Linked DNA regions of Homo sapiens: region 1 is linked to region 2. A link is an interaction called in ENCODE POLR2A ChIA-PET data of the cell type or tissue named here. Cell type or tissue: PC-3. All regions are shown on one strand. Each heading gives the region's core, and the rest is flanking DNA. Links, peaks and the distances in the headings are about the cores only.

Region 1 (15,665 bases), core at 5,103-9,102, 150 kb before region 2:
AAAAGGATAAGGCCTTTTAAACCAAAATTGTGGCAAATACTGACAAGTTGGCAAGTTAAAAGAAGGAATGAAAATATGAAACCCAGATGACCTTCTAAGAGCAGTTTGGATGGCGTGAGATAGCTGATCAGACTAGGATGGAGTGTATAAATGAGGTAAGAAGGTACAGATGGCAAATATGGGAAACTCTGAGTGATTACTTGAACAGACATTTTTAATGTCCAAATCATAATGATATGAAAAACTAAAGAGTTAACAGAAGATGTATTTTAGAGACTGTTTCAGGTTATGCCACCATTACAGAGGACCTTCATATTTTCTAAGGACTCTATTAAAATATATAAGTTTCTCCATGGCCTTGAGGGCACTGACCTACTCCAAATAGTATTTTTAAATGTCTTGTTTATGATATTGCAAGCTCAAGGAAATGTGACACCAGTAAATTTTGCCTGGAGGAAAAGGTGGAAAGGCTTGGAATATCAGGAAATGCTAAGAGTTATTTATAAGATTTCCTCAGGGACAGACTAATGTGCCCTATTACAAGATGAGGGCAGCCACTTATATATGCAATATACATTACATGTAATGCGTTTACCCATTTCTAGATAGGTAACATGGAAGGGCTAACTTAGGCAGGTCAACCACACAAGGGTTCAATATTCTCACTTATTTTCCTGGTATTTTATCCTGTACATTACTTTACTAAAAATGCCATTTCTAGAGCAAATACTGAATATTAAACTCGCAGGTTACAACTACATTGAAGTATTCAATTGTTTAATATATTAATCACTTATTTAGATTTATTTCCAATTTATCACTTGAGATATGCTTTGACCCAGGTAAAAGAGTATTTAACTTTCTGGGCTCACCAAGGACGCCAAGCACTTCACTAATATTCCTGTGCACATCCTCCCTTCTTTAGGATGATTTTAACTAGCAAGCCTATGCTCTCATCTCTAGAAATGCTTCTTAACCCTTATCTCTCTTTCCTGGACCTCCTTCTCTTCGCTGGGACAAATGCCTTTTAGCGGCCCATTTGCAAGGATTTTCTGGCTCAGCTGCTTTTGAGCAGCCAGTGTTTGTCTTTCAAGATACCCCAGCAGCCCTTCCATCTCTATCGATCCCATTTGTTTTCTATTCCATTTCCTCTAAGCTCCCCTTTATTCATCAACCCTAATTTCTCCCCTACCACTTCCACTCCCTAACCTTAGTTGATCTAGGCTTCCCAAGAGAAAACTGCCCTGTAGGTCATTTGGCATGATGGTTCCCTTCTCTGTGAAATGGTTATAGTCAGAATAGTATTTCTAAGCCTATTTTACAATGGATGGCTTTTACGTTCCATATAAAGTGATGAAAAGGTGGCAACACAATCTAAAATGTGTATCTAAGTAAAGCACTTTTCACTGTAGAAAGCAACCGAATTTTCCAAGACTAGAGCCAACACAAACTATAGATATTTGTCCTTTGACATTTTACTTTCTAATTCCAGATTATCAGAGTAAAGGAATCATTTTTATATCTCACCAGTCCCTTTTTAGGGAAAATGACAGGCACAGGGTATATTCAGAATTAAAATGTAAATGTTAAGATATTACGTCACATTTAAAACTATTTATGAGTAAAAAAAAATACATTTTTATGTGGTGAACCACTTCACTAGAACTGTATAATTCTACATTATTTGCTCTCTCTTTCTTTTTTAAAGGAAGCCAATCTTCTCTAGAAAAAACATTTTCCTTGTGCCGATTGGATTTAGAATGCCAACAAAGTTTTGTTTCTTTTCTTTAAAGCATATTTATTTTTAGACCTTTCAATTCACTATTGCAAACAGATGTGCTCTTTTTCTTTCTCTCCATGGAAGCAAATAAATAACCAAGATTGCAATTCCCTTTAAAAACTTTTATAAGAAGAAAGAGAAAAACAATAGGAGTTTTATTTCAGAATGCTGTTCTGTGCCAAACATCCAATCTGTAAAACATTTTGGCCTGTTGGGGAAAGATATCTCATGTGTGGGGCATCAATCTGTTCTTCTGAAATGCAATTCCAGTTCACAGAGCTTTGATCTGAGTGATAAACACAATTTTCTGAAGCTGCTTATTAAAAGACAGAAATATTGACAGTCTAAATCCTAACACCTGAAACAAAGTTTCATGCAAACAAAAAACTAATAACTAATATTTTTAGAGCCTCACAATGTGTCAGATTCTGAGTAAATTATAACATCCACATCATCTCAGTTACTACTTATTTTTGGAGATCAATGCCAATATTACCTGCATTTTACAGATGATAAAATGAAGCAAATGGTTACATATTTTGTACAAATTATTTGGCTAATTAGAATCACAACTTCATATAGGATTAAGGTTTTGCCACTCAGCACAGACGTCTTTCCTCTAAAATGAGCTACCTCCCTCAACCAAAGCACACATTGGATAGGAGAGACGAGACCTAACTGTGAGTCAAATTAGACTCCAGCAATAAATTTTCTTTTAGGATCAGCTGGGGAATCAGATAGAGGCAGAGAAAAATTGGAATCCATCTACTGCATCTGCAGCTGTTCAGGCACTACATTATATACTTACCCAGAGAAAGTTTTTCTGCTGAACAGAAACAGTGGTAAAACAGACATCTACTTGGCATCCATTCAATAGCCATGTATTACATATAAAGAGAAGTCTTGTCACCTAGGTTAAACAGCATTAAAGGGTTTATAGTCCAACAACTCCTTCGGGTTGGCTTAAGTCTATGAAAGGTCATTCTTTAATTTTTAGGCAATACGTACGTATTACCTCACATTTAAATCAGGCCTTTCTAAGAGCACTGAGCACTTTTACACACATTATTTCATGTATCATCTCAACATCTGTATGGAACAAGGAAACAAACTTCACTTTTATAAGCCTCACTTAATGCTAGTCAATAGATTTGCATTTTCACATTTCTACTTAATTTTTCATGCACCTTCCTAGAAACTAAAATAAGAATTCCTAGATCCTGGTTCTGGCTTTTTCACTAACCAGCTTGGTCCCCTGGGGGCAGCCTCTTAGCTTCCCGGAGCTAGAGTTCAGTTTGGTATTTCATGTAGGTATCAGGCTAGGTAAGTTCCAAGTTCCCTTCCAGCTCTGCCATTCTAGGATTCTATGCTAATAGAACATCTGTAGTATTTTGTGGAAAAATTATCTTCAAGTCTAAGGAAATTTGGGGCTATATTGGCCTCTTGAGTTATTGCAATAGCCATTTGCATTGCTTTAGCAACCAGACTTTATCACAACTCAAGGTTCCCAGAGGGTGTTGAGAGGACTGCAGCTTAGGTAGTAAAAGCTGGAAAAGAGGGAAGGAAAAATGAATGAAACTAGAAAAAGAAAGGGAGAATTATTAGGGGGAGAAGGAGAGGAAAGGGAGAGTGAGAAATAGTAAAAGCCAGAGTAGGAGATGGGGAAGAGGATCAGGAGAAGCGAGGGAGGGAGGAAGAGAAGGAGAAATGGAGGAAGGCAGAAACAACAGGTAATTGTAAGGATAATGCAGTGGACACTATTTGTGTTTTTCCTCTATCATTATTATTATTATAATAATGCCATTGTTACATTGGAGAGGAGGTGGAATGTGTTTAATAGAAAGCAGGGACTTTGGAGTTAGCCTAGACATGGTTTCGAATTTTGACTCTTTTCCTGAGAAGCATTATGTCCTGTCTTAGTCCAGTGGACTGCTATAACAAAATACTACAGACTGGGTGACTTATTAACAACAATAATTTATTTCCCACAGTTCTGGAAGCTGGGAAGTCCAAGATCAAGGCACCATTCATTGTCTGGCGGGGGCCAGCTTTCTTGCTTGTAGACAGTGCCTTCTTACTGTGTCCTCACACAGGGGAATAAGCAAGGAATATCTCTCCTGCCTCTTTGATAAAGCAACTAATTTCTTTTATGACCTAATCACCACCACCACCCCCGCCCAAAGTCCCATCTCCTGATACTATAAACTTGGGAGTGAGGATTTCAACATATGAATTTGGGGGGAAATAAAAACACTCAGATCATAGCCTATCTCTAGGCACGACACTTAACCTCTCTCTCAAAGTTAGGCTATTTTTAATTATAAAAAAAGGGATAACATCTCTCCTCTTAGGTATCTTTAAAAACCATATAATATAAATGGCTTATCACAAAGTAAGTTTATATTAGTATTTATAACATAACTGCTATGTGTTAATTATCCTTCATTTACCAGCATCACTATTGATTAAACCTAACAAAGAACACACCAAATATGCTTTATAGATCTTAGAATACTGCTGCTTTCTTTACCCCTGCCTCTCATATGCCAGCCATTAATTTCTGCCACAACATACATGAGTGCTAATGGCCATGGATCTTACATTTTGGGAACATCTCTCCCTGTTCACTGGTAGAATTTCCCACAAGCAGATAAAGCAAGATATGAAGATAGCACAAGGGCGTCATGGAAACTGCTTCTTTGTCCTATCTGTTAGGACTTTCTATGTCCCTACACACAAAAACTTATTGAATGACTTTATAAGGTCACAATCTTAAGAAAAAAAATTTTTTTTTTGCTTATGAATCTATTAACTTACTTATCTGTGCACAAGTGATTCTCACTTTAATTAACCCCCATTACTATCCTATGTGTTCTAAAAGAAGTGAATATGCATGAGAAAAAACAAGCATTCCCAGCTTAGATTTCTTAAAAAAAAACCAGAAAGATCTATGGATAGATAAATTGCACCGTAAGGCTGCTGTCTGAAATGAAGACTACAAATGACGGCTAAGAGAAGTAATAGAATATGCAGGCATCCTGTTTGGAATTAATATGTACAATCTCCTCATATTCCAAAACGCCACACTTGTAGGTTTTCTTTTTCCTGGAGTTTCTTATTATTCATTCAACTCACAAAAATTATTAAGCTAAGTGAGATACTAATCGTCAGTAGGGAAAAGGAAAGTTATGACAATCTATTAATATAATGACCTTTGCCCTAAAGAAACTGCACTCTATTTGAAAGTCCTCAAGTGATTTAAGTCTTTCATCAATTGTTTAACAGTTGACATGATTTAGTTTATAACTATTGGATCAGCCCTAAGATTTCTTATAGCCCCACTCAGTTTATATCACTAAGGTAGATGGCAAGGAATAGTCCAGCACAGCAGCGTCCAATAGAAATAGAATACAAAAAAAATCATATATATAATTTTTAAGTTTTCTAGTAGCCATGAAAAAAAGGTAAAAAAGAAACAAAAATCATTTTAATATTGTATTTTATTTAACCCAACATATCTAAAGTATTATCATTTCAACATGAAATCAATATAAAAATATATTAATGAGTATTTACATTTTGTTTGGTAATCGGTCTTCAAAATCAGTGTCTTTACACTTACAACATGACAATTTGGAGTAGCCACATTTCAAGTACTCTGTAGCCATACATGACTAGTGGCTAGCCTATCGACAGCATAGTTCAAGCATTTTCTCTAAGTAACTTATTCATTTCAATTATATATCTGTATCCAACTGCTCCTGTGCATTTATCCTTACAATCAAATCTGTATTATTGTAAGAAACAGAGAAGTTCCCCATCTTCTAATACCAGGAAAGGCAAAATAGGGCTTGGTGTTTTTGAGCTTAGATTTTAACCTATAAATTAACGTTCTTTGATATATCTTACTAACTGTATTCAGAAAAGTTTTAACATTTATGACAAAAGAGCCAGAATGGCAAGATAAAATTATAGTTCTGGACAGGAAATGTCAATGGGTGCTGGAAGCCACTGAAAGAACACCCAGAGTTTAGGAAAGCAGAGAATAGAATTGTTGTGCCCATGGCAACATTTATATGGGAAATGTCTCTCTCATTCCCTTTCAAGATCACCATCAGTGTCACTCTAACATTTATATATGGCCTTGATGAAAGTGTGAAATATAGGACAGGGTCTTAAATTGAAATATTACCATAGTTGACCAGGAGGTAGAGCACCTTCATCATTTTTAATCCTGTTTCTTTTTCTAGCTATTGTGGCTCCTTATAGAAGCACTCAGTTTAGATTGCTAAGGTAGGTCTCATAGGTAAGATGTGGAAATGTAGCATTTGAATGTTAGTATCACCTGTAAATAAGAACTATGAAAAGTCTGAGGTTTTACTCTGCTTTCAAGCTAGTATGTTAGCTTGCCACAGTTTCATAGATACTAGTAGATGGCATGAGACCCTTGGGTCAGAGACAGAGGGCATAATTATATGTTCCCATTAGTCCCCCTTGCCTCCAAAGTCCCAGGGGGTAATGCAGAATGGCTCGAGGAAATGCTGTACACATAGTAAATACGTGTCACACCTTAGGAATCCTAGGTTAAGAAAATCTCAATCTCCCGAAAGACCAGCTAGTCAACCTGCCCAACTTTTATCCTGGAGGGAAACATTATCTTTATTATCTTGGAGAGAAAACAAATCTTCCCTCTGCCCTAGACAGAGACACATACACTCTCTCTTTTCCAAGGCTATTTACCATACAAACATCCTTGAAAAGACAATAAGGAACAAAGCTATCAATACCTTTGTTCAGAAAATAGGCAGATGCAAGAACTACCTATGGATAAATGTCCCCCAACAAACTTATATTAAGGCCCCCCACTGGCCCTCTTATTGTCTACCAGATAAACTCCTGCTTTCCTCACTTATTCAACCTATGTTTGTTTATTGCTTTTTATGTGCTATTAGATTTGAAAGATTGTCAAATATTTGCAAAAACCAAGGTCTAATAGATGTAAAAGTTTCAAAAAATACTCAGGGAAAAAATTAAGAGAATTCTAATCATTTCCACAATAAGGACTTTGAGGAACTAATAGATCTTCTTAAGAGAACTTAGTTTCCCCAAGTTTCTGACAATCATGAGATCTGGATCTTTTGGGGGTCCAGGTTGCACGTATTAATATTTACTTACCAGGTGCCCCGATTTGGGGATTAAGTAAAATATAATTATAAAAAAAATTTAGTCTCTTGCTTCCATATGGCATTTTTACATCCTTTTTTTCTGATGGCAAATAATAACACACTTATACAAAGTGGCATTTAACATCAAATACATTTCATAAAACATGTTTTGATTGTATGAACTCATAAACAGATATTGAACCCTTCATATGCATGCCGGTTATATTTAAACATAAAAAAACCCATTTAATGTACAAATAGTCCCTGATAACTCTGTATAGAATCCAACTTTTTAAACAGCTGTGCAGAAGAGCTTCATAATTTAGGGTAGCAAAAGAAGATGGAAACTACATACAATTTTAGGCTTCAGGAGAATTTAGGTCAGTTAGAGGTCATTCTCCAAAATTGAATCAGAAAGGAATTCTAAACTATTGCTCAACTAGGACCCACTTTGGAAGGGTAAATTGTGCTGTACTCTATGATTTGTAGAGACCGCAGAGGGGTCCAGGTTTGGCTCACTTTCTAGCTGACCATAAAGACAACTTGGGAATAGATTGTCACAGGGACCCACTAAATGAATCACAGCCCATTTCCTGCAGCTCCTCCGTGTTTTTGAATGCCTTAGTCATCACACTCTTGGCTTATGGGAATCAGTTCCCAAAGGTCACATAGATTGCACTTCTATGGTAGTTTGATAATTTTCTGTCTACTTTAGAATAGTCGGCCAGCATTTTAAAAGTCATTTTATGTGACCGTATGGTGTGTATGAAAGAACAAGGGCTTAAAACTAGAAATCTGGACGTAAGTCTTAGTTTTGCCATTATTTGCCACTGGGCAAGTCACTGAAACTTCCTGGTCTTCTCACCTGTAGAATGGCAGGATAGGTAAAGAGGTTATGATTCATGACCAGTAAAGGCTTTTCCAGTCTTACCTTTGTATCATTCTATCTCATTTAAGACCTGGCCTTGTAAATTGTGTACTAGGAAGAACATATCTAGGCACTTTGCAGCGTCTGCTGCTATTACTACTTTATCAAGTAAGTTGCTTGGTGCCCCATTCAAAAAGCATTATGGGCAGAGCTACAGAAATGTGTGTAGCTGTTTGTCAGCATGGGTAACTCCTCAGTGACACTTGGATCTCATGACTTACTTCTTTTTTCTTGGGTGACTCAAACTCTCAGGGTCATCCTCCTGGGAGACATGTCACATGGTGATATAAAGCATGCGGCAGATATCATCAGTTTAACCAAAAGGTAAAGGAAAAATACAATCATCTTCCAGTCCACTCATTCTGAATCTTCTCACAGCATCAAAGGAAAGCTCAAAGATGGATTTCTTGCAATTTTCCCCCTTGACAGTGTGGGATACTTCAGTCAGATGAATAATACATGCAGTTGCAAGGAACACAATTTTAAAAGAATCTGGCATTTACAAAGCAGCTTTACTTCTGGAAAGAGTAAAGCCTTTGAATACTCTGTCAGTTTGAAAAGAGGTTCTGTGTCACCCTATCAGGTCACACAAACCATCTGATCAAGTGCCATTTGATGAAAGCATTTATTAATGTCAGAGTAAGAAAAATCAGCTTGAGGGATGGAAAAAGCCTAGAGGATTTATTTTTAAACCTTTAGGAATGAAAAGGAGTGGGGAGATTTCTGTTTCTAGAATGAAATACAATATAGAATTTGGATTTGACTGAATGGGGGAGCATGAGTCCTAAATCAGTGAAGAATTGTTTCCATTTTTTTGTTTGTTTGTTTTTGTTTTTGTCTTTCAAGTCTTGAGACTGCTTCCAGGAAGAGGAAATAGATGAACATTTCCCTATTCCTCCCACTAAGAGTACTAAAAACCTTGGGGCACACAAGAAATATGGACAATTTCTCAGACAATAACTGCTCTATCCTAGTCAAATAACACAGAAAAAAAAACTGGTCCTATCCTCCATGTCAGCAAAGTCTAAATGGGTAATTCTGACTCCATTCTCTCCTGCCTATAAAAAGGTGTGCCCACAGCCCCAACAGAGTGGTATCAGAGAAGACCAAGTAGAGAGATGAGACCTTCATGACCCCCGTCAGTATTAGTGAGCCCAGCTCCCATCCCAGTGTCAATGGAGAACACATGGTAAGCCTGGGCTTCCACCCCAGTGCAGCAGCAATGAGGTGCTTCTCCCATTCCTCCCTTGGGTATTAGTAGAGGAGGTCCAGGGGACAGTCAGGACTTTCAACATCACCTGTTAGTAACAAGGACACCTGTACATGATGCATGGTGTCACTGGAAAATATACAAGCGGGGGGCTGAAACTCCCATATCCACCTAGTAGTAAAGAGGGTTTCCCCATCTCAGGTGGCAGTGGAGACTTGAGTAGGGAACCTGGACTTTTACTTCCACTCGGTAGTAAAGAGACAGACTCTGGAGTGCTATTGGAGAAATCCAGTGACAGCAGAAGGTTAAAATGAGATTCTGTGTCTTAACATTTTAAAAGTGCACATTTTGATAAAAAATAACTCATATTAAAAGCCAGAATGAACATGCTAGCATCAAGATAACAGAGATGTTAGAATTATTTGACAAAGATTTTGAAGCAGTCACAACATGTTTGTTTTAAAAGCAATGATGAACATGTTTGAAATAAACTGAAAACTAGAAATTATCAGCAAAGAAATTGAAAGCCTCAACAAAGACAAAGAAAAAATAAAGAAGAACAAAATGGAAATTTTAGAACTGAAAAATACAACACAAAAAATAAAATACTTGGTGGATAGGCTCAGTAGCAGGATAGAGGGGCAGAAAAAAACAGTCAGTGAACTGGAATATAGAAGAATAGCGAGAAAATAGACCGAAAGAAAACAAGCCAAACCAACCAACCAAACAAAAAATGCCTCAATGACATATAGGATTATAATACATGAATTAACATTTGTGTCATCTGAAAAATTGAAAAGAGAGGGGAGAAAATGTGGGGCTGAAAAAATATTTAAAGAAATAATGGACCTGGCATGGTGGCTCATGCCTGTAATACCAGAGGCCAAGGCGAGAAGGTTGCTTGAGCCCAGGAGTTTGAGACAAACCTGAGAAATATAGTGAGACCCCATCTCTACAAAAACAGAAACAAAAAATTAGTTGGATATGGTGGCATGCATCTGTAGTCCCAGCTACTCAAGAGGCTGAGGTCAGAGGATTGCTTGAGCTCAGGAGTTTGAGGTTGCAGTGAGCTGTGATTATGCCACTGCACTACAGTCTGGGATACGGAGTAGACCCTACCTCAAAAAATCAAAATAAAACAAACAAAATAATAAATATTGAAAACTTCCCAAATTTGATGAGACATACACCTATAGATTCAAGACGTTAAGCAAACACCAACTATGATAACCCCACAGATATCTATGCCAAGACACATCATTACCAAGCTTCTGAAAACTAAAATAAAACACGAAAAACAGGACTGGGCTCATGCCTGTAATCCCAGTCATACAGGATGGGGGCAGGGAAGTGCTGAGTAGAAAAGGGTGTGGTCCCTGGTGAGGGCTCCACCCTCCAGCCTATACCCAAGAATCTAGGTGAGGATAGGCACTCCTGTTTCCACACCCAAAATTGCATTTTCCAAGACCACTCTGGCCTGCCACGCCTCCCATTCTGTGCCTATAAAAATCCTGAGACCCTAGCGGGCATGCACACAATTGTCTGGACATCAAGAGGAACACACCAGCAAAAGAGCACATAGGCGGTGAACGTTGAGAGGAGTAGAGGAGTGGTAGAGCATACAGTCAGACACCAACAGATGCCAGCAGGCCATCTACCGTGGGACAACGAGGAAGCCGGTTAGGGGCAGCCAGACTCCAGGGGAAGACCACTTTCCCACTGCCTCCCCTTCTGGCTCCCCATCCATCTGCTGACAGCTACCTCCACTCAATAAAACCTTACACTCATTCTCCAAGCCCATGTGTAATCTGATTTTTCTAGTACACCAAGGCAGGAACCCAGGATACAGAAAGCCCTCTGTCCTTGTGACAAGGCAGAGGGTCTCATTGAGCTGATTAACACAAGCCACCTGCAGATGGCTAAGCTAAAAGAGCACACTGTAACACACACACACTAGGGCTTCAGGAACTGTAAACACTCAACAATAGATGCTGGTGTGGGGTTGGAGCCACACAAACCTGCCCATCTGCATGTTCCCCCTAGGTGTTTGAGCAGTGGGGCACCAAAGAAGTGAGCCACACTCCCATTGCATGCCCTGTGAGGGGAATAAGGGAAATTTTCCCATTTCACCAGCACTTTGGAAAGCCAACACGGGCTGATCACTTGAGGTCAGGAGCTTGATACCAGACTGGCTAACATGGTGAAACCCCATCTCTACTAAAAATACACAAATTAACTGGGTCTGGTGGTGCATGCCTGTAATCCCAGCTACTTGTGAGGCTGAAGCAGGAGAATCACTTGAAGCTGGGAGGTGGAGGTTGCAGTGAGAAGAGATCGTGCCACTGCACTCCAGCCTGGACGATAGGGCGAGACTCTGTCTCAAAAACAAAGAAACAAACAAACGAACAAAAAATCTGTAAAAGCGTACAGAAAAACCATCACCATATCTAAAAGGGAAAGGGAAAACTAATTTGAATATCAGGTTTCTCATCAGAAACCTTGGAGGTCAGAGGGAAGTGTCACAATATTTTTCAAGTGTTGAAAGAAAAAAAAAGTCATCCCAGAATTCTTTATCCCGTGAAAATATCCTTTAGGAATAAAGAGGAAACCTCTAGGATGAAGGAAAACTGAGGAACTTGTGGCCAGCAGACCTGCACTAAAAGAATGGCTGAAGGAAATTTCCTAAACAGAATAGAAACAATAAAGGAAAGAAATTTGGAGCATGAAGAAGAAAGAAAGTGCATGGTAAACAAAAATATGAGTAAATACAATATGACTTTTCAAAGTTAAGTACTGTTACTTGGCCTCTGCTAGTCTAGGATTCCATCATTCTCATTGCTAAGAATCTTAGATCTGTGATAAAAAGCCCAACTTACAAAGGAGAGCCACTACTGACCACAACTGACAATAATGTTGGCCCACTACACACACAGACATAGACACGCACACACACACACACACACACACACACACACACACGCAGTGTACTAAGTTGGTAAATACAGTGTCCCGTGGGCTGACAAGATGAACACAATTGGGGAAATCTGTGAGGAAATAAAGAAATCAGGATCATGGGGAAGAATAAACTGAACAAATATTTGATTTTCAGTCATGATCTCATTGGGAGCTCTGGAGTGCAAATGGCACCACAAAGTTGTTCCATCTTGATGCACAAGATTGTTTACCCTTGATTCAGTTAGCTCTAGCTATAAGCGTCCTCCGGGCAGTTCCATAACTTCCCAGACATTTCAGGGTAAAAGATTTCCCATTGGCCAAGGACAATTCTCCAGAGAAGAATTCAGATGTTAATCATTGCAACACTTACAGTAGCTGCAATATGGGCACACCAACTCAGTAAGTAGTTCTAGGCAGGGCACCAACTGTGTTTACTGTAATTCAGAGAAGGCATAAAAATCCAAGTGGGCTACACTGGGAAAAAAAGCTATATAGTGAGATTGAACATAAGAAATGGTTAGAGTTATTTAGTAGGTAGAATGGACAAGTGATATATTCAGCAAAGTGATAGAGGCAGGATTGATTATAAAATCAATCTAAAATTATTAGAGAGTGAAGAACTCCAAAATTCATATATGGTCTAATCAAATGTTATATCTTCTTTTGGTAATTAACATTTTGTTTTTCTTTTAAATATGTAACGTAAATTCATATACATTCAAAATTCCAAAGGTACAAAAGGGTACACAATTAAAAAAACACCCTTTCAAACTTACTTATTGGTCATCCATTTCTCTTACACAGAGTCAAGTTCCTATCTCATTTCAGAGAAAGTCTATGTATAAACACATAAATATTTTATATTTGCCTTCTTATTTACATAACTGTAAATACATGTTTGAGATCAACCCATATTAATACATAAAATTGATAGTTGTTTACATTTCTAACAGTTTTGGGGAGGACAATTTGGCCTCTATCAAATTCATAAATATGCCTACTCATTGTGGTCAACTGTGCTGAGAAATATTTTAAATATTTGCTTCCATCCCTATGGGGAGATAATTATATATCCACACCCCATTGATGTCAGCCTTAACCACATGACTTTCTTTGTGAATAGAAAGAAACTGCATAATATTTTTGCAACTTCAGAATATTTTTATATGACTGCATTATATTTTATTTGGCCACTTCCATACTGATGAGCATTTAGGGTGGTTGTAATAGTTTATTATTACATATAATATAGTAACAGATATCCATGTATGTATACCATTTTATATAGTCCTGAGTATAGCTACAGGATAAATTTAAACAAGTAGAACCACTGAGTTAAATGCTATAGCTTACATCAACCAGATTACACTAAACTATTCCATAATAACAAATGATGTCAAACTCTTGGTAGCTTATAACATTAAAGATTGCTCTCTCACTCATGTTACATGTCTATTGCAGGCTACTTTGGCTTGGATTAAAGGAGTAATCCTCTAGGACATGCTAGGTTTTTGGTAGAAGGAAAAGAGAACGTGACTAACTGTGTGAGGGTACTTAAAGTTTCTCCTTGGAAATAATAATACATGTTGCTTCTATTCACAAAGAAAGGCATGTGGTCAAGGCTCAAATCAATTGGGTATGGATATATCCTTATCTCCCCATAGGGATGGAAGCAAATATTTAAAATATTTCCCAGCACAGTTGACCACAATGAGTAGGCATATTTACAAACTTGATAGATGCCAAATTGTTATCCTCCAAACTGTTAGAAATGTAAACAACTATCAAAAATATATATTTCACCCATTTCCTCACTGATACATTATGACATCAGACTCTTTAATCTTGGTCATTTCAAAAGAGAATATATTTTAATATAACCCTAATTTTAATTTATCTTATATTGAGTGAAATTCAGACTATATTCATGTTCATATTTAAGTATGCCTTGGCAGAGAAATATTTGAGAGTCTTCTTTGATTAACAGTCTTTTAACTTCTTTTATCTGGATACCACAATTCTATTAATTCAGTCTATGATTATTAATGTTCTGTTGTTTTTAAGTCAGCTCATGTCTACAGAATCCAGATTTTTTCGACATACTGACAGCTGTTAAGCTCAGTCCCTTCTAGCTGACAAGCCATGTCCTCACCATTTTGTATTTTTAGCAAATTTTAAAAAACAAAACACAAATGTGTATTTTTGTGTCATTCTTCTGGATAGAATCTTTTTGTATTCAGTCCAGTATTTCAACCTATACTGATAAAAATTTGCATTTTTTAAAATGAATTCTCCTGTTAAAAACTAATGTAAGCAGATATGTTGAAAATCCAGGCAAGAAAATAAAATAGCCTGTCTATCATTACTCAAGGATGAATATTTATTTTATCACCTTTCTTGTCAGTCAGACCACCTAGAACTGAACCATCTGGGAATCTGATCAATATGCTTTCTAAGACTTTATTCAGACACTCAAAATAATTAATAGTGTCAAGCAGGTTTCTGGCTTTTTCTCTAGCTTCTTCTCAGTTGGCAATTTTCAAACAAATGTACAGTAATTAAAATCATCATTCACATAAACTTCTCTTCCATAATGGGGTGTCTCTTTCCTTAGGGTTTTTGAGAGTGATTAAGAATTATAGGACTGGGCACAAAGTGGCAAAGAAAAGTGGAGAAGATTGAGTTATTGGGATGGCAAAATTTTTTTTCCAGAGGTAAGGTAAAAAAGTCAAACAACAATCAATTCTATAAACCCAAGGTCTGCAAATAGAAAGGACCACCTATGAATACAAATCCTAGAAGGTCCAAAAATGAGAATCAAAGTTGGCAGTAGAGAACACCTGAGTTCGATTCATATAAAGGCAAGACCAAGCCAACTGTTGTTTAGGGGCAGGGAAAACTCAAAATGTGGTCAATTGCTTTGAGTATTTAACTTGCTCTTAGCCAGGGAGGATGTCTGGGGCACAAAGGTTTTCTGTCCTGTTCTAAGGGTTCATTGTGTCAGAGCCATCTGACAGCCTCCTGTGTATCCTCCTCCTTAGAGCTAATAGGTGTTTCATAAGGATATTTACATTTATATTTGCAAATATAAAATTTTAAAGCATAGTGTAGAGTTCTTGAATGGGACATGAAAGACATTGCAAGCTGCCCATTAATTCACATCTAACAATACTTTCTAACTTTGATAAAGTTCAATAAATTTCAGTAGAAGAAACTCAAAAGTAATACCATTGTTTTAATTTTAGCTGCTATAACAAAATACTGGCAGCCGCCGCCGCCCGACCGCCGGGAGGATGGAGTTCAGCGGGCAGCGGAGCTGTCTCAGTCTTTGCCGCCGCGCCGGCGAGCGCCGCCGGGGAGGCAGCGGCTGGAGGAGCGGACGGGCCCCGCGGGGCCCGAGGGCAAGGAGCAGCCGCCTGCCTTGGCCTCCCAAAGTGCCGAGATTGCAGCCTCTGCCCGGCTGCCACCCCGTCTGGGAAGTGAGGAGTGTCTCTGCCTGGCCGCCCATCGTCTGGGATGTGAGGAGCCCCTCTGCCTGGCTGCCCAGTCTGGAAAGTGAGGAGCGTCTCCGCCCGGCCGCCATCCCATCTAGGAAGCGAGGAGCGCCTCTTCCCAGCCGCCATCACA
Region 2 (15,665 bases), core at 5,751-9,750:
TGAGGGCCACTATGAAGAGAGTAGAAAGGAGCATAGTTTCTTCATTCTACCAATCCATTTACATTTCTATTCTTGTGAGGGTCTTTTTTAAGGGTCACTCGAGACCTATGAGTGAGGTTGACTCTACATTAAAATGCCATTAATAATATCAAATAGCAAGACCTACTTAATATCAGCTCCCCTAGCAAAGAAAATGCCTCAAAGGGTACATATTTCAATGAGCCAATATATTTCACACTAATTCAGGACAATTGTGCCCATTCAGGAGTTAATCCAAATGTACAGGGGCCAGAAAATTCAGCCTTATGTAAAATCACAACATGGGCCATTTGGGACAAGCATTTGATTTGGATTTTTGTGCAAGGTAGGAAACGAGAGGAAAAATTTCGGCACTTTGGAGATTTAATTCTTGTGTTGGATAAAGGTCAGAAACCTCAGTGGAAAATCATGGAAAATGCCTAGAAAGTTTCTAGCCTTACATTAGCACAAAATGGGATCAATGTATTTCAGTCCTAGTCAGAGTTGTCACAGAGTTTCTTTAAAGGTTTAAATTTTTATTTTAAACTACTTTGTCTTACTAACTGTCTCAGTAGATTTAAAAGTTGTTATTAAGAAATCATTAGGGCTATGCTTCACATTTTAAACAAATTTTATTTAAAGATAGCTAAGATGTCACATTTGGTTACAGCTGAATGAATAATAATTGAGGTATAAAAATTTTAAAAATCATTTTTAGATAATCACCCTACTGAATTATATCAATCTTATGATTCTATAGTTCTTAAAGCAATTAATTGCTTTTTTTCAAATAAATTGTATTGTGTGTATTTGAGGTTTACAACATGAAGTCAGAGGATACATATAAATAGTAAAATGGTTACTATAGTGAAAGAGTAACATAACTATAGTTTCACATAATTACTTTTTTGGTGACAAGAGTAGATGAAGTCTACTTATTTAACAAAAATCCTCAATAAATTATAATTTTATTAATTGTGGTCCTCATGTTGTACATTAGATCTCTACATTGTTAATCTTATATGTATGCTATTCTGTATCCTTTCACCTACATTAAAAGCAATTAATTTTCCTGTTTTGCCAAAGAATGTCAAACACATCTAGTGAAACATCTAAGAACTGAAAATTGTATTAACAGATTTTGTTTTCAAGCAGTGAATGCTAGATATTCTTAGCCATTTTAAATTGTCACTAAATTTACACAGACTGTCAGAGGCTAGAACTGAAGATACTATTTGGCTACCCTTCAGATTTTTGGAACTTTTTACAATCGTCTTGGCAAACTTAGGGAAGACAATAATTACAATACATATTACAAATGTATCACAAAGGAAGAAATACTTCCTCATTAACATGCTTTTTCAATATCTGTTTTCTGTAGGTTTCAAATATTCTTCTTTTTTTTTTTTTGAGATGGAGTCTCGCTCTGTCGCCCACGCTGGAGCACAGTGGTGCGATCTCAGCTCACTGCAAGCTCCACCTCCCGGGTTCAGGCCATTCTCCTGCCTCAGCCTCCTGAGTGCCTGGGACTACAGACGCCCGCCACCAAGCCTTGCTAATGTTTTTTGTATTTTTAGTAGAGACGGTGTTTCACTGTGTTAGCCAGGATGGTCTCGATCTCCTGACCTCGTGATCCACCGCTTTGGCCTCCCAAAGTGCTGGGATTACAGGCGTGAGCCACCGTGCCTGGCCGATTTCAAATATCCTTGCAAAGAAAATCATTTATCCTGAAGTTGCAAGTAACTTAAAATATTACATATATAATATATACAATATACATTATATATATATCTCATATATATGTCACACATATACCATTGCCATAAGTAAAATGTAAGCTATAAATTTAGAGTTAAAACATCACAAACCAAGTGTATTACTATTTTTTTTCAAATGGAAAGGAAGACAATATGAAGACTGATACAGAACACTAAGAACTGCCTTAAAATATATATATATATATATGGATATAAAAAGGATGGGCACTTCTAGCAGTTTGTATTTAAATTACTGACTTTTAGGAAAAGTGTATTTTCAGGTAAAATGAGATGTAAAAGTGCACTTGAAATGTCTACCTATCTTTAATATTTCTTTGAGCCTTTTAAAATAGAAAAATTGTTAAGGACATAAATATCTACATTACTACTAGTTTCATTTTTTATTCCTTGGCATTTCTCATCCTGCAGAATATTTCCCTTGTATAGAGATCTGATATGGTTTGGCTGTGTCCCCACTCATATCTCATCTTGAATTGTAGTTCCCATAATCCCCACATGTTTTGGGAGGTACTCAGTGGGAGGTAATTGAAATCATGGGGGTGGTTTCCCCCATGCTATTTTCATGACAGTAAGTTCTTACAAGATTTGGTGGTTTTATAAGGAGCCTCCCCCTTTGTTTGGCTGTCATTATTCTCCCTTCTACTGCCTTGTAAAGAAGGACATGTTTGTTTCCCCTTCTGCCTTGTTTGTAAGTTTCCTGAGGATTCCCTAGTCCTCTGGAATTGTGAGTCAATTAAACCTGTTTCTTTTATAAATTACCCACTCTCAGGTATATCCTTATAGCAGTGTGAGAATGAACTAATACAGTAAATTGGTACCAGAAGTGGGGTGTTGCTGTAAAGATACCCAAAAATGTGGAAGCAACTTTGGAACTGGGTAACAGGCAGAGGTTGGAAGTGTGGAGGGCTCAGAAGATAGAAAAATGCAGGAAAGTTTGGAACTTCCTAGAGACTCCTTGAATGGTTTTGACCAAAATGCTGATAGTGATATGGACAATAAGGTCCACGCTGTGGTGGTCTCAGGTGAAGATTAGGAACTTGTTGGCAACTGAAATAAAGGTGATTCTTATTATGCTTAAGCAAAGAGACTGGTGGCATTTTGCCCCTTCCCTAGAGATCTGTGGAATTTTGAACTTGAGAGAGATGATTTAGGGCATCTGGTGGGGAAGGAAAAAAAAAGTCTAAAAGGCACAGCATTCAAGAGGAAGCAGAGCATAAAAGTGGGGTTGGAGCCCCCACACAGAATCCCCACTGGAGCACTGCCTAGTGGAGCTGCAAGAAGAGGGCCACCATTCTCTCGTCCCTGGAATGTTAGTTCTACCGACAGCTTGCACTGTGCACTTGGAAAAGCTGCAGACACTCAATGTCCACCCATGAAAGCAGCTGGGAGGAGGGCTATACCTGCAAAGACACAGGGGCAGAGGTATCAAAGGCCCATAAGAACCCACCTATTGCATCAGTGTGACCTGGATATGAGACATGGAGTCAAAGGAGATTATTTTGAAGGTTTAAGATTTAAATACTGCCTCATTGGATTTCAAACTTGCATGGGGTCTGTAGCCCCTTTGTTTTGGCCAATTTCTCCCATTTGGAATTGATGTATTTACCCACTGTCTGTACCTCCACTGTATCTAGGAAGTAACTAACTTGCTTTTGATTTAACAGGCTCATAGGTGGAAGGGACTTGCCTTGTCCCAAAGGAGACTTTGGACTTGGACTTTTGAGTTAATGCTGGAATGAGTTTAGACTTTGGGAGACTGTTGGAAGGGCATGACTGTGTTTTGAAATGTGAGGACCTGAGATTTGGGAGGGACCAGGCAGAATGATATGATTTGGCTGTGTCCCCACTCAAATCTCATCTTAAATTGCAGTTCCCATAATCTGCACATGTCATGGGAGGGCCTCAATGGTAGGTAATTGAATCAAGGGGGCAGTTTTCCCTGTGCTATTCTTGTGATAGTAAGTTCTCACGAGATTTGATGGTTTTAAAAGGGGCTTCCCCCTTCACTCTGCTCTCATTCTTCTCCCTCCTGCTGCCTTGTGAAGAAGGACATGTTTGCTTCCCCTTCCACCGTGTTTGTAAGTTTCCTGAGGCCACCCCTCCCTATGGAACTGTGAGTCAATTACACCTCTTTCCCTGATAAATTACCCAGTCTCAGGTATGTCCTTATAGCAGCATGAGAATGGACTAGTACAAGATTTTTATGATGCATAAGTATAATAAAAAGAAGAAAGCTACACAAAGTGGGGAATAGAATAGGAAGCTATTCACAAGTATTAAGTAAAATAAATGAATAATGAATTAGCTATTTAATATTAACTTAGTGTCTCTTATTTAGAGCTGCACCAAACTTAGTAGATGTTAAAGATGTCAAATAGATTATTCCAGCCATCAAGGAGTTTGTTTATTCAATAATTATTTATTATTATGGTTTTGAATTGGCCATTGTCTAAATGCCACACACCATATGTAGCCTTTTAAGATGCAAGTCTAAAAGTCTATTCTCTGGAAGCTTAAGGCTTGGCAGAGAAACAAAAGAGTGAACGTGCCTGGGGCAGAAGTGAGCATTGTGAAACCCAGTGGCAGAGTTGCATCAGAATGTGAGTGCAGTGGAGTGAGGGAAGTGCAAGTCTCAGTTGGTGGACAGTAAAAGAAAGCTCCCTGAAGGGGTTGACACCTGGGCTGAGTTTGAAAGAGGGTGTCAGCCAGCCAATGAAGGTAGTGGGAGCACTCAGGCACAGAAGATACTATGTGCAAGGGGGCCAAAGTCAGAAAAAAATGAGATAAGGCTCAGAACTGGCAAATTGATATGTGTGGCTGGGCTTGAACATGAGAGGTAGGGAATGGCAAGAGATGAGATTTGTGCAACCATGTATTTATTCCTTCATTCAAAAAATATATATTGAGAAGTGACCATAGGTCGGCACTCTTGATAATGCTGGGGATACAGTGGTTAATTAGACATTCTCTGACTTAATGAAATTTAAAATACATCAGGTCGAAAAATGTTTTAATTACTCTGTCTATCATGGTTAACAGTTTCCAAAGTGCCTTCATATCTATTACCTTATTTCATCCTTTTATCAATCTCAAGGTTAAAAGAGGCATAGTCACTGTCTAATATTATAAACCAGTACGTGACCAACAGAGGCTTGAACTATGTTCTAACTTATATTACCAAACATTTTCACAACGCATCTGTCCTGTGGCTCTGTAGTTGCCTTTTTAGTTTGCCTCATACTTTTCTTGTTTTTTTATTTTTTTTCTCAAACTAACAGCTTCAATTACTCTAATAGAAAAAATATGTATTTTCTTTTTTTTTTTTCTAAAATAAATTGGAGTTTCGCTCTTGTTGCCCAGGCTAGAGTGCAATGGTACAATCTCGGCTCAATGCAACCTCCACCTCCTGGTTTCAAGTGATTCCCCTGCCTCAGCCTCCCAATTGGCTGGGATTACCGGCACGCACCACCACACCCAGCTAATTTTGTATTTTTAGTAGAGACAGGGTTTCTCCATGTTGGTCAGGCTGGTCTCAAACTCCCGACCTCAAGTGATCTGCCCACCTCAGCCTCCCAAAGTGCTGGGATTACAGGCGTGAGCCACTGCGCCCAGCCCAAAGATAAGTATTTTCTTTTTCTTTCTTTTTTTTTTTGGAGAGTCTCACTCTGTCACCCAAGCTGGAGTGCAGTGACATGATCTCAGTTCACTGCAACCTCCATCTCCTGGGTCCAAGCGATTCTTCTGCCTCAGCCTCCCAAGTAGCTGGGACTACAGGTGCACGCCACCACGCCCGGCTAATTTTTGTATTTTTAGTAGAGACAGGGTATCACCATATTGGCCAGGCTGGTCTCAAACTCCTGACCTGATCTTCCACCTGCCTCGGCCTCCCAAAGTGCTGGGATTACAGACATGAGCCACCACACCCAGCCAAAGATATGTATGTTCAAAAATAAGTCATTAACAACTTTTGCAAAGGAATCAGTAACAATGAAGGCCATAAAACACAACTTATCTGTGGCCTCCTCACTGCCTTAATAAAAGAGGTTTCGTTAAATGCTTTTCAGCTCTATGAACATGTAAAAATCCATGTGTGACTACAGATGGTAGCCTGGGCTCAGAGGTACCTGTTGTTTGAGTTTCTGTAGAAATAGAGAAGCTTGCCATTTAAAAAAATACTCATGTACATGGGTATTTGGAAATCAAACAATGAGAAGATTCTTAATATGTGAGTTTTCCTCTTAGAGGGGATAAGTTGTGTTTTTGCATCTGTGAATGGCAACCATTGTAATGAACCATAAAATATAAATTCTCAAGTCCGTCAGATAAAAATTATACCTGAATTTAAGACATATTTCTAATGTTTACATAATAAATTTCATTTTTTACAGATATTTTTGCAGTCAGTGTGTGTGTTTGATTAAATAATGTTTAACCAATTTCTAACATAGTTTTCTTCTTTAGAACATTTTTTGAATAATTAATAAAATTTTTAGTTACATTCACTGCAGCCTCTAACTCCTGGGATCAAGTGATCCTCTTGCCTCAGCCTCTCAAGTAGCTGGGACTATATGTGTGTGCCACCACACCCAGCTAACTTTTTAATTATTTTTATTTATTTTATTTGATTTTTTGCAGTTTCACTATTTTTCCCAGTCTAATTGGACCCTTAAGAGAGTCACAAAATGACATTATTTTCTAGCAATTTCTCACTTAATTACTAATCACACCCAACGTATAACCAAGACTGGTCTTAAATAGAGGATAGAGAAAAAGAATACTGTATGCTGACATATGAATTTATATAGAGGGCAGTAATAAACTCCAAGGGACAGTATTTTGGGAAATAAAAATCACAGAAAGGTGGTGTCAGGCTGAGGGACATTGAAATGGGGGTCCAGGCCCCTTTGTTCTGATCGTGACTGTCAGTATATGGTAGTAGACAGGAGAGACTTGGCTTCCAGCTCCACTTTGTCACTTAAAATCTATATAACAGGTAGTCAGAAGCTCTCAGTCAAGATAGAGTAACAGGGACTAGATTGAGTCTCCTACCTGAAACAATCATTAAAACCAGACAAAACATGTGAAGTAAATGTTCTTCAAGACACTGACATCAGGCTACAAAAGACAGAAGTTGAACAAGGTAAGCCCTACTTTTGCCCTGCTATAGGCAGTAAGACAACAAGGGAAATAAAGTTGAATCAAAATAAAATTCCAGGGCATGCATGTCAATGTACAGTGATAGAGCACAGATCAGTGACTGCCTGGGGATATGTGTGTTGAGAGAGGGGATTGCAGGAAGGAGGGGTTAGACACATGCCGGAACTTTGGAGGGTGATGGATAAGTTCAATACCTTGATTGTGTTGGTGGTTTACAGATGTATACACATGTCAAAATGTATCAGATTGCACATTTTGAATATGTGCACCTTATTGTCTGTCACTTTAATAAAGCTGTTTTTAAAATCTAGATGCCTCTGGGCAAGTTACTAAACCTTGACTTTACAAATCTGTAAAATGGTAATAACAACCTATCAACTTTAGAAGTCTATTGCTTGGATTAAACGAGGTATTTGTGTGTTTAAGAGGCTTAACACATTACTTAGCACATTAGAAGGGCTTGGTGAATCTCCAGACTTCTTTGCAGAGGACCAAATGGTATCTATTATCCTTCCTTCTACCCCCCCACTGACAGTGGATAGCACAGTGTACATAACCATGAACTTTTATCATGCCCTATAAAACAAGTCATCACTATGGCACTTCTGTGAGTTTGTTGGCAATAAATCAATCTTCCGGCATTGCTGGGCTGTCTAAATGCTTGGCTACAGTAAATTAAGTCTTATGTGCTGTTCCTGCCCTGTTGCCTGTCTGTGGGAGCCAAACTTCTATTATGCCAAGATTTCTGTTGGACAAAGTGACAGGAGCAGGATGGAGTGGGAGAAAGCTGCAACTGGAATAACTCTGACAGGAATTTTGATATTCTAAAACTGAAGTGAAAGAATTCACAATTCACGAAAGACTCGAGTTTCAAGGCTATCTTTACCTAGCTAGTGCGTATTTTGGTGATACTAGAAGACACACCTTTGTGACAGACTGTTGTGGACTGAATTATGTCCCCCCAAAATGTATATGTTGAAGTCCTAACACTAGTACCTCAGAATGTAACCATATTTGGGAATAGGGTTTTTCAAGGAGTAATTAAATTAAAATAAGACCATTCGAGTGAACCACAGTCCAATATGACTTGTATCCTTATAAAACGAGGAAATTTGAACACAGACAAGTACAGAGGAAAGACACTGTGAAGACACAGAAGACAGCCATCTGCAAGCCACGAGGAAAGGCCTCAGAGGCAGGGGGAAAAAAAAACCTGCCATCACCTTTATCTGAGACTTCTAGTCCCTAGGACCATGAGAAAATTCACTTCGGTTGGTTAAGCCACCAGTGCGTTACACCTTGCTACAGCAGCCCTAGCAAACTAATACACAGACTATCTTTATTGTTCTTAAAAACTAACATTGTCTCTCTCCTAGTACTGCTACTGGTCGGTCTTCGTTCTTAGAGCTCCCAAGATGGTGGCAGGCCACTCCCGAGATGGTGGCAGGCCGCTCCCGAGATGGCAGCAAGACTTTTATTCTTTGACCTGGGGTTCTTGGCCTCACGGATTCCAAGGAATGTAATCTTGGGCCATGCGGTGAGTGTTACAGCTCTATTAGAAGCCGTGGGTCATGAAAGAGAACCGTGGAACCCAGCGACTAGTGTTCAGCTCAATTAGGATGAACCCGGGCACTTAGCCATGCAGGAACAATGGCGAGCCTCTAGCCTGATCCAGAGCGGCAATGGGCAACTCACTGGATCAGAAGTGCAGCAGACACCCTGCCGGATCTGGAAGGGTGGAAGTCAGTGGCAGGTCTGCTACGGCAGCGATCGGCAGTGGTTGACGGCGAGCAAAAGCTCACCTGGAAGTGGAACAAACACGGACCAGAAGAGTGCGCAGTTGCAAGATTTAATAGAGTGAAAACAGAGCTCCTATACAATGGGAGGGGACCCGAAGTGGGTTGCCACTGCCAGCTCGAATGCCTGGGTTTATATCCGGATAATTGTCCCTCCCTCTGTGCTCTCAGGTGATAGATGATTGACTATTTCTTTACCTCCTGCTTTTAGCCTAATTTATATTTTAGTGAGCTCTCTTTACTCCCTGATTAGTCGGGTGTGAGCTGAGTTACAAGCTCCATGTTTAAAGGTGGATGCGGTCACCTTCCCCAGCTAGGCTTAGGAATTCTTAGTCAGCCTAGGAAATCCAGCTAGTCCTGTCTCTCAGTAGTGCCTACCATCTCCTCTTAAGCCCAGTGAACTAATTATTTTGCTTTGGAGTACTCAATGTATCTAAATATATTATTATGTAGGCATACACTGCCCTGAAAATTTCTCAATCTACTGTCTGTGTCTTCGTGTTTGTGATTTTTCCATTGCTAATGCTTTTCTGGCTTTGCCTGCTGCTAATTGTTTTTCTTGGAAGTGTTATGCGTTCTTTGGCCTGGTACCATGCTCACATTAGGAGCATGGAGTTTTCAGGAATCTTCTTCCTCTTTTCCTACAAGTAATCATTCTGGCTTACACACTGAAATGTGCTCCTCCCACACATTAAACTTACGATGTTAAATTTGTGGAGCAGTAATATACAAATCTTCCTTGAATAGCATCAAGCAGGTTGAAAAATGAGTATATGAATTGCCTTTTTTTGAAAATTAAATATTTTATCTGTTGTTTTAATTAATAATTTGAAGTTATATTTTAGTATCAGTTTTGGTACCCAAACTTAATAAAAGTAATAATTCAAAAGAATTGAAGTGGTGGAGTCTTTCTGCTAGGTATTTTAAGTCTTCTCAAACAGCTATAACTTTGAGGAGTCTGTGAAAGAAAGGAAAAAGAGAAACAGAAGGGTTTTAAAGGAGTAGGGAGAAAAAGAGAGTCAAGTCAGTGGTAAAAACCAGTTGCTTTTCCCTTTGTAGTTATGTTCTCTACCTACAGTATGTTTATACCAAAATGTTTGATGTTTTGTCTGCTGCATATTGTTAGTATATTAGTAACAGTATATTAGGAACAGGGACTACTGCTTACACTAATGATTCTCAAGCCATGGTTCTTAAATCTTCTGCATCAGAGTTACCTAACATGTTGGGTGAAAAGGCAAATCCTAGGCCCATTCCAGATTTCCTGAATCAGAATCTTGAAGGTATGGCCCAGGAATCTGTATTTTTATCATTCTTTCAAAATCTTTTTGCTTGTTTTTTTCAGTCTGGGGACAAGTTTTTAAAATTCTGTGACAACAGGGAAGAGTGATTGTTATAACATTCCCCAACTAAAGAGAAAAATGACTAAATAGGTGGAGAAAAAGGAAAGTGGTAGCGCATAGAGTGGTAGCAACAAATAGTGGTATTTGTTGGTATTCTGTCATTGTTATTGTAGACAAAGAAAGCAGTGTGAAGCTGGAAATAATTTCTCATTACAAATAAGATAACTACTTCAGAAATATATTGTTAATAGTTCAAAGTAGTCAAGAGAGCAATATTGTTATTGAGCTCAATATGTCTAATTATAATTGAGTTTTATGATATTTAACAGTGATCTTTGATAATATTTTAGGCTATGATATAGAGATGGATTTTTTCCCTCGTAAGTCAAAAATTAGAATACATTAATTGTAGAAAATGCTTTGAACAAATAAATATGTGAGTTTTCTGTTTTCCCAGAAAAAGGAGAGCTTTATCGGTTGGGATTTTACAAATTACAAGGACATTTTCAGGAACAACAACAAGTTAGCAGCTAATTACTGTCTCCTCTCAAAAGTAATAGGTTAGGGTTATCACTGATAAATCATCATGTACTATGCAGACAGGTATGAACAGCTGCTCTGATTTTCTGACTCCAGTGTTCAATCTGCAAAAGTCACTATTAGAATTACTGCTTACCGGTTCTTATAACAACTATGACATATCCAATATCATGTAATAAAAAGTTTCTTTATTCATTATCTAACTTGTTCTTTAGGAATCTAAGCTTCAATCCATCATGTGTTTCCTGATCCAAGTTACTATCCTGGCAAGTCTTTGGGCTCATACCTCATTTGCCAGTTTCTTTATCCATAAAAGAGGGTTGGAGGCATTCCTACCTGCTAAAAGACTACACTGATGTCAATTAACTGTCTGAATTTCTAAATGCCTCCTCTTTCTGGACTCTCTATGGCTATGTCCCCCAAGACGTTCAATAAAACCTTATTCTTCTGTATTGGACCCTTTGATGCTTTCTGCCAGCTTCAACTACCAACTTTCGACAGATTTCTGTACTAGTCAGCGTTCTTCATAGAAACAACCAATAGGATGTGTATATGTATATAAAGAAATACAGATTTATTACAAAGAATTGGCTCCCATGATTTTGGAGGCTGGCAATTCCAGAATCTGCAGTGTGGGCCAGTAGGCTAGAGGTGCAAGAAAGCCAAAGGTGCACTTCCAGGCAGTTGGCTGAAGAAATTCCTTCTGCTTGTTCTATTTAGTCCTTCAATTGATTGAATGAGGCCCACCCACACTATGGAGGACAGTCTTCTGTTTAAATGTTAATCTTATGCAAAAACATCCTCAATGTTGACACATAAAACACCCTCAATGTTGACACACCATCCCATTGTCCCATGCCCTGTGCCCCAGCCACCTTATTCTGCCCACTTAACTGGATTTTATCTCCCAGTCATATCATGGGTTAATTCCCACTTCCGGTGTCTATCTCATATTCCAGGAAGGTTGAAGAACAGCTCCTAACTACTCCCACTCTAATCTTTCTGCTCTAGGAAACCAAGTATGCCAGGTTATGTGACACCTGAAGGATGGTAAATGATTAGTTTTTTGCATTAATGAATAAGTGACATAAGTGGCATTACAAAAGATGAAGTTCTATGTATGTATATGTGTGTGTGTGTAAACCCTTTTTTATTTATTTAAAATATACAACTCTCTGAATCTGATTTAGCAAAAGAATAAAGCCCAATTTCTCTAGAAGCACAGAGAATGGAGAAATTTAGTCTGGCTTTGGGATATGGAGTAAATGATAGAATGACTGGGTAAACCGGTGGTTCCTAACCAAGGGAGATTTTTTTCCCCTAGTTGTTATTTGGTAATGTCTGGATACATTTTTGATAGTCACAACAGGGGGTTACTACTTAAGAATGCATAGATAGCTGCCCACAGTGACAAATTATCTCAATTAGACAGGCATGGTGGTGTGCATTTGTAGTCCCAGTTAACTCACGAAGCTGAGGCAGGAAGATCACTTAAGCTCAGAAGTTCAAGGCTGCAGTGAGCTACAATCATGCCACTGCATTCCAGCCCGGGTGACAGTCAGATCCTGTCTCTAAAAATAAATAAGCAAACAAAGAAAAACCAAATCATTTCCGGCTCCAAATGTCAATAGTGCAGAGGTTAAAAAAACAATACCTGGAGAGAAAAGAATAATATTTGAGCTGGGCCTTTAAGAATATTCCAGTCAAGAATGGGTGCGGTGGCTCACGCCTGTAAACCCAACACTTAGGGAGGCCGAGGTGGGCAGATCACGAGGTCAAGAGATGGAGACCATCCTGGCCAACACAGTGAAACCCCATCTCTACTAAAAATACAAAAATTAGCCGGGCATGGTGGTGTGCCTGTAGTCCCAGCTACTTGGGAGGCTGAGGCAGGAGAATCACTGGAACCCAGGAGGCAATAGTTGCAGTAAGCCGAGATCGCACCAATGCACTTCAGCCTGACGACAGAGACTACGTCTCAAAAAAAAAAAAAAAAAAAAAAGAATATTCCAGTCAAAAATGTCAAGGAAGAGTCAAACTTTGTAAAATATTTGAAGACATTTATTCTGAGCCAAATATGAGTGACCATGGCCCATGACACAGCCCTCAGGAGGTCCTGAGAACATGTGCCCAAGGTGGTCAGGGCGCAGCTTGGTTTTATATATTTTAGGGAGGCATGAGACATCAATCAAATACATTGGTTTGGTTCAGAAAGGCAGGACAACTAGAAGCGGTGGTGGGGCTTCCAGGTCATAGGTAAATTTAAACATTTCTGGTTGACATTGGTTGAGTTCATCTGAAGACCTGGAATGATAGAAGACTTGGGAAATATTCAGGTTAAGACAAAAGATTGTGGAGACCAAGGTCTTATAGTGGCTGCCCTTAGAGACAATAGATGACAAATGTTTTCTATTCAGATCTTTAAAAGGTGCTAGACTCCTAGTTAATCTCTTTAGAAGTGGAAGGACCTGAAAAAAAAAAGATCTCTATATTAATAGAGATTCTTTACAGATGCAAATTTTCCCCCACAAAGGATAGCTTTGCAGGGCCATTTCAAGATATGGCAAAGAAACATGTTTTGAGGTAAAATATTTTTATTTTCTTCCTTGTCTGGTATGTTATGACAGAGTCAGGTTGGAAAGTAAATCACGATATATGGGGTTACATAAAACCCATCTGATGATAATTTATGGTTTGTAGGACATGACTCCTCAAACCTCTTAGACAGGAATTTGGGCAAGATAAAAAAAAAATGGCAGGGCGCGGTGGCTCATGCCTGTATTCCCAGCACTTTGGGAAGACGAGGCGGGCAGATCATGAGGTGAGGAGATCGAGACCATCCTGGCTAACACGGTGAAACCCCGTCTCTACTAAAAATACAAAAAAAATTAGCCAGGCTTGCTGGCTCCTGTAGTCCCAGCTACTCAGGAGGCTGAGGCAGGAGAATGGCCTGAACCCGGGAGGCGGAGCTTGCCATGAGCTGAGATCGCGCCACTGCACTCCAGCCTGGGCGACAAAGCGAAACTCCCTCTCGAAAAAATAAATAATAAAAATAAATAAATAAGAATTTAGTCCTCAAAAGAAGTGCCATAAACAGATGAAGGGATAACAAAATATAGAGATAATTTAGGTAACTATGGTCAAATTTATAAGCGGAGAGGAAATGGAATATGGTAAGTTCAGATAGGTGGGTTGTTAGGGTTTAGATCAGTGCTTCTGAAACTTTAGCAGGTATGAATCACCTGAAGATGTGTTAAAACACAGATCAATGGGCTCCACTCTCTGACATTTTTATTTGGTAGGCCTGGAATGAGGTATAAGAATTTGCATTTCTAACAATTCCCCAAGTGTTGCTGACACCACTGGTCTGTGACGTACATTTTTAGAGTCAGAGATGCCTGAAATGATGTTAGGAATTCCATTTCTAGACAAGAAGAAGTCCATTAATCAAAAGAATTATTTAGGAAGATTACTCAAAAGGCAACATATTGGACACATCGTCTTTGGGAGAAAATTAGTGCAGAGAAACAACCCGACTGAAGGTCATACCCTGAATGACGGAACCACTGGAATCCCCTGCATTGATGACTTGGGAAGTCTGGAAGACCTGGGGCAATGTGTCCATATGCATAATTCTCTCTGGACCCCAGCTGTGTAATTATGGTTTGCCTGGAGTTTAGTCTTAGCTAGTTATGCACGATCTTTGATTCTTTGTAACGAATCCCCTGGGATAAACCCTAAGCTGACAGCTTTCAGACAGGCTGCTTGGGCTGCAATTAATGAGTGGGATTGAGGTCATGAGAGCTAGGTGACAGGGCAAAGAGAAGCTCCCTCAGATAGCCAAATCACTTGAAATTCTATTTTTTTCTGGGCCAACAAAAGAGCAGGAGATATTGCCTCCACTCCTGCCTCATCCCATTTCCAAATTATGCTTAAGGGGCTTGGATAAATCCATATATCAGAAAGCCTTTTTGCAATAATGCAATTTTGCAATAACATAAGATTGGAAGGGTGTGTCAGAAAAGCTATTTTTAAATCAAACATGATATCTAGGAATTCTAGTAATCACAGTGACTCGGTTTGAACTGATTAGACTACTTTTCTAAACCGAAATTTATCTTCCTGGATGAAAAGTATTACTTGTTTATCTGTGATGCTTGATACTACCAGCCCTAGGGCTTGGGAGGCAAAAAAAAAAAAAAAAAAAATGTTCCTTCTAAGTAACTCATCCAACCCTCCTGAGGATAAGGAGCCCTTATCAACAAGCTGAAGTCTTGCAAATGCACAAGCTGGAGGCTACTTCCTCCACAGAGGAACTCTTCTGCCTCAGGGCTTCTAAACACAAACAGGAACTAGAAGAAAAAAAGAGAGAGAGAGAGAAAAGCGGAAGGTACCTTATACATTTTTGTTTCATTTTTCCTTTCCAAGCTTTCCATACTGTTTTCAATAAAGGAACTGCATCTCGCTCTGTCGCCCAGGCTGGAGTGCAGTGGCATGATCTCGGCTCACGGCAACCACCGCCTCCCGGGTTCAAGCGATTCTCCTGACTCAGCCTCCCAAGTAACTGGAATTACAGGCGCCCGCCACCACGCCCAACTAATTTTTGTATTTTTAGTAGAGACTGGGTTTCACCATATTGGCTAGGCTGGTCTCAAACTCCTGACCTTTGATTTACCCGCCTCGGCCTCCCAAAGTACTGGGATTACAGGCGTGAGTCACCGCGCCCAGCCGGAACTGCATACTCTTAACTGATGGTGAGACCAGCATCTTCTGACCACAACGCTGCCTTACTCTAATCATGTTTTGGTTTGCTTTTTCCATTCAGAAATCCTATGATCTGTAACCCTTCTCTGACATGCTTTTCGCCTCACCCCAAGCTGCTACAAAGGATTCATTTTTTTATACTCTGACAGCTACTGTAGATACATTAATAAATAGAATATTAACTTGATTTTTCTATAAAATACACATATTATTTTAAAGTCCTTACTGGAGACTTTAAGTGGGAAAAAAATGAAGGAACAAACAGAAGA

Evidence for each region. Peaks named below come from ENCODE experiments on the same cell type or tissue, not always from the same donor. Only the 100,000 strongest peaks of a DNase experiment are listed, where the experiment ranks them.
Region 1: POLR2A ChIA-PET joins it to region 2 with 5 read pairs; 1 of 35 experiments calls an interaction of 5 or more read pairs at or near these places.

Annotation. Positions count from the first base shown.
Region 1 is chr3:106,112,410-106,128,074 of GRCh38, reverse strand. No RefSeq gene overlaps it. Among named protein-coding and RNA genes, the nearest start is that of CBLB, 250 kb to the right of the region's middle. In PC-3, for the core only: a CTCF peak has its summit at 6,001; DNase peaks (open chromatin) are centred at 6,364 and 7,544; H3K27ac peaks cover 2,653 bases.
Region 2 is chr3:105,959,236-105,974,900 of GRCh38, reverse strand. No RefSeq gene overlaps it. Among named protein-coding and RNA genes, the nearest start is that of CBLB, 98 kb to the right of the region's middle. In PC-3, for the core only: no CTCF peak of the experiment used is centred there; a DNase peak (open chromatin) is centred at 7,570; H3K27ac peaks cover 1,743 bases.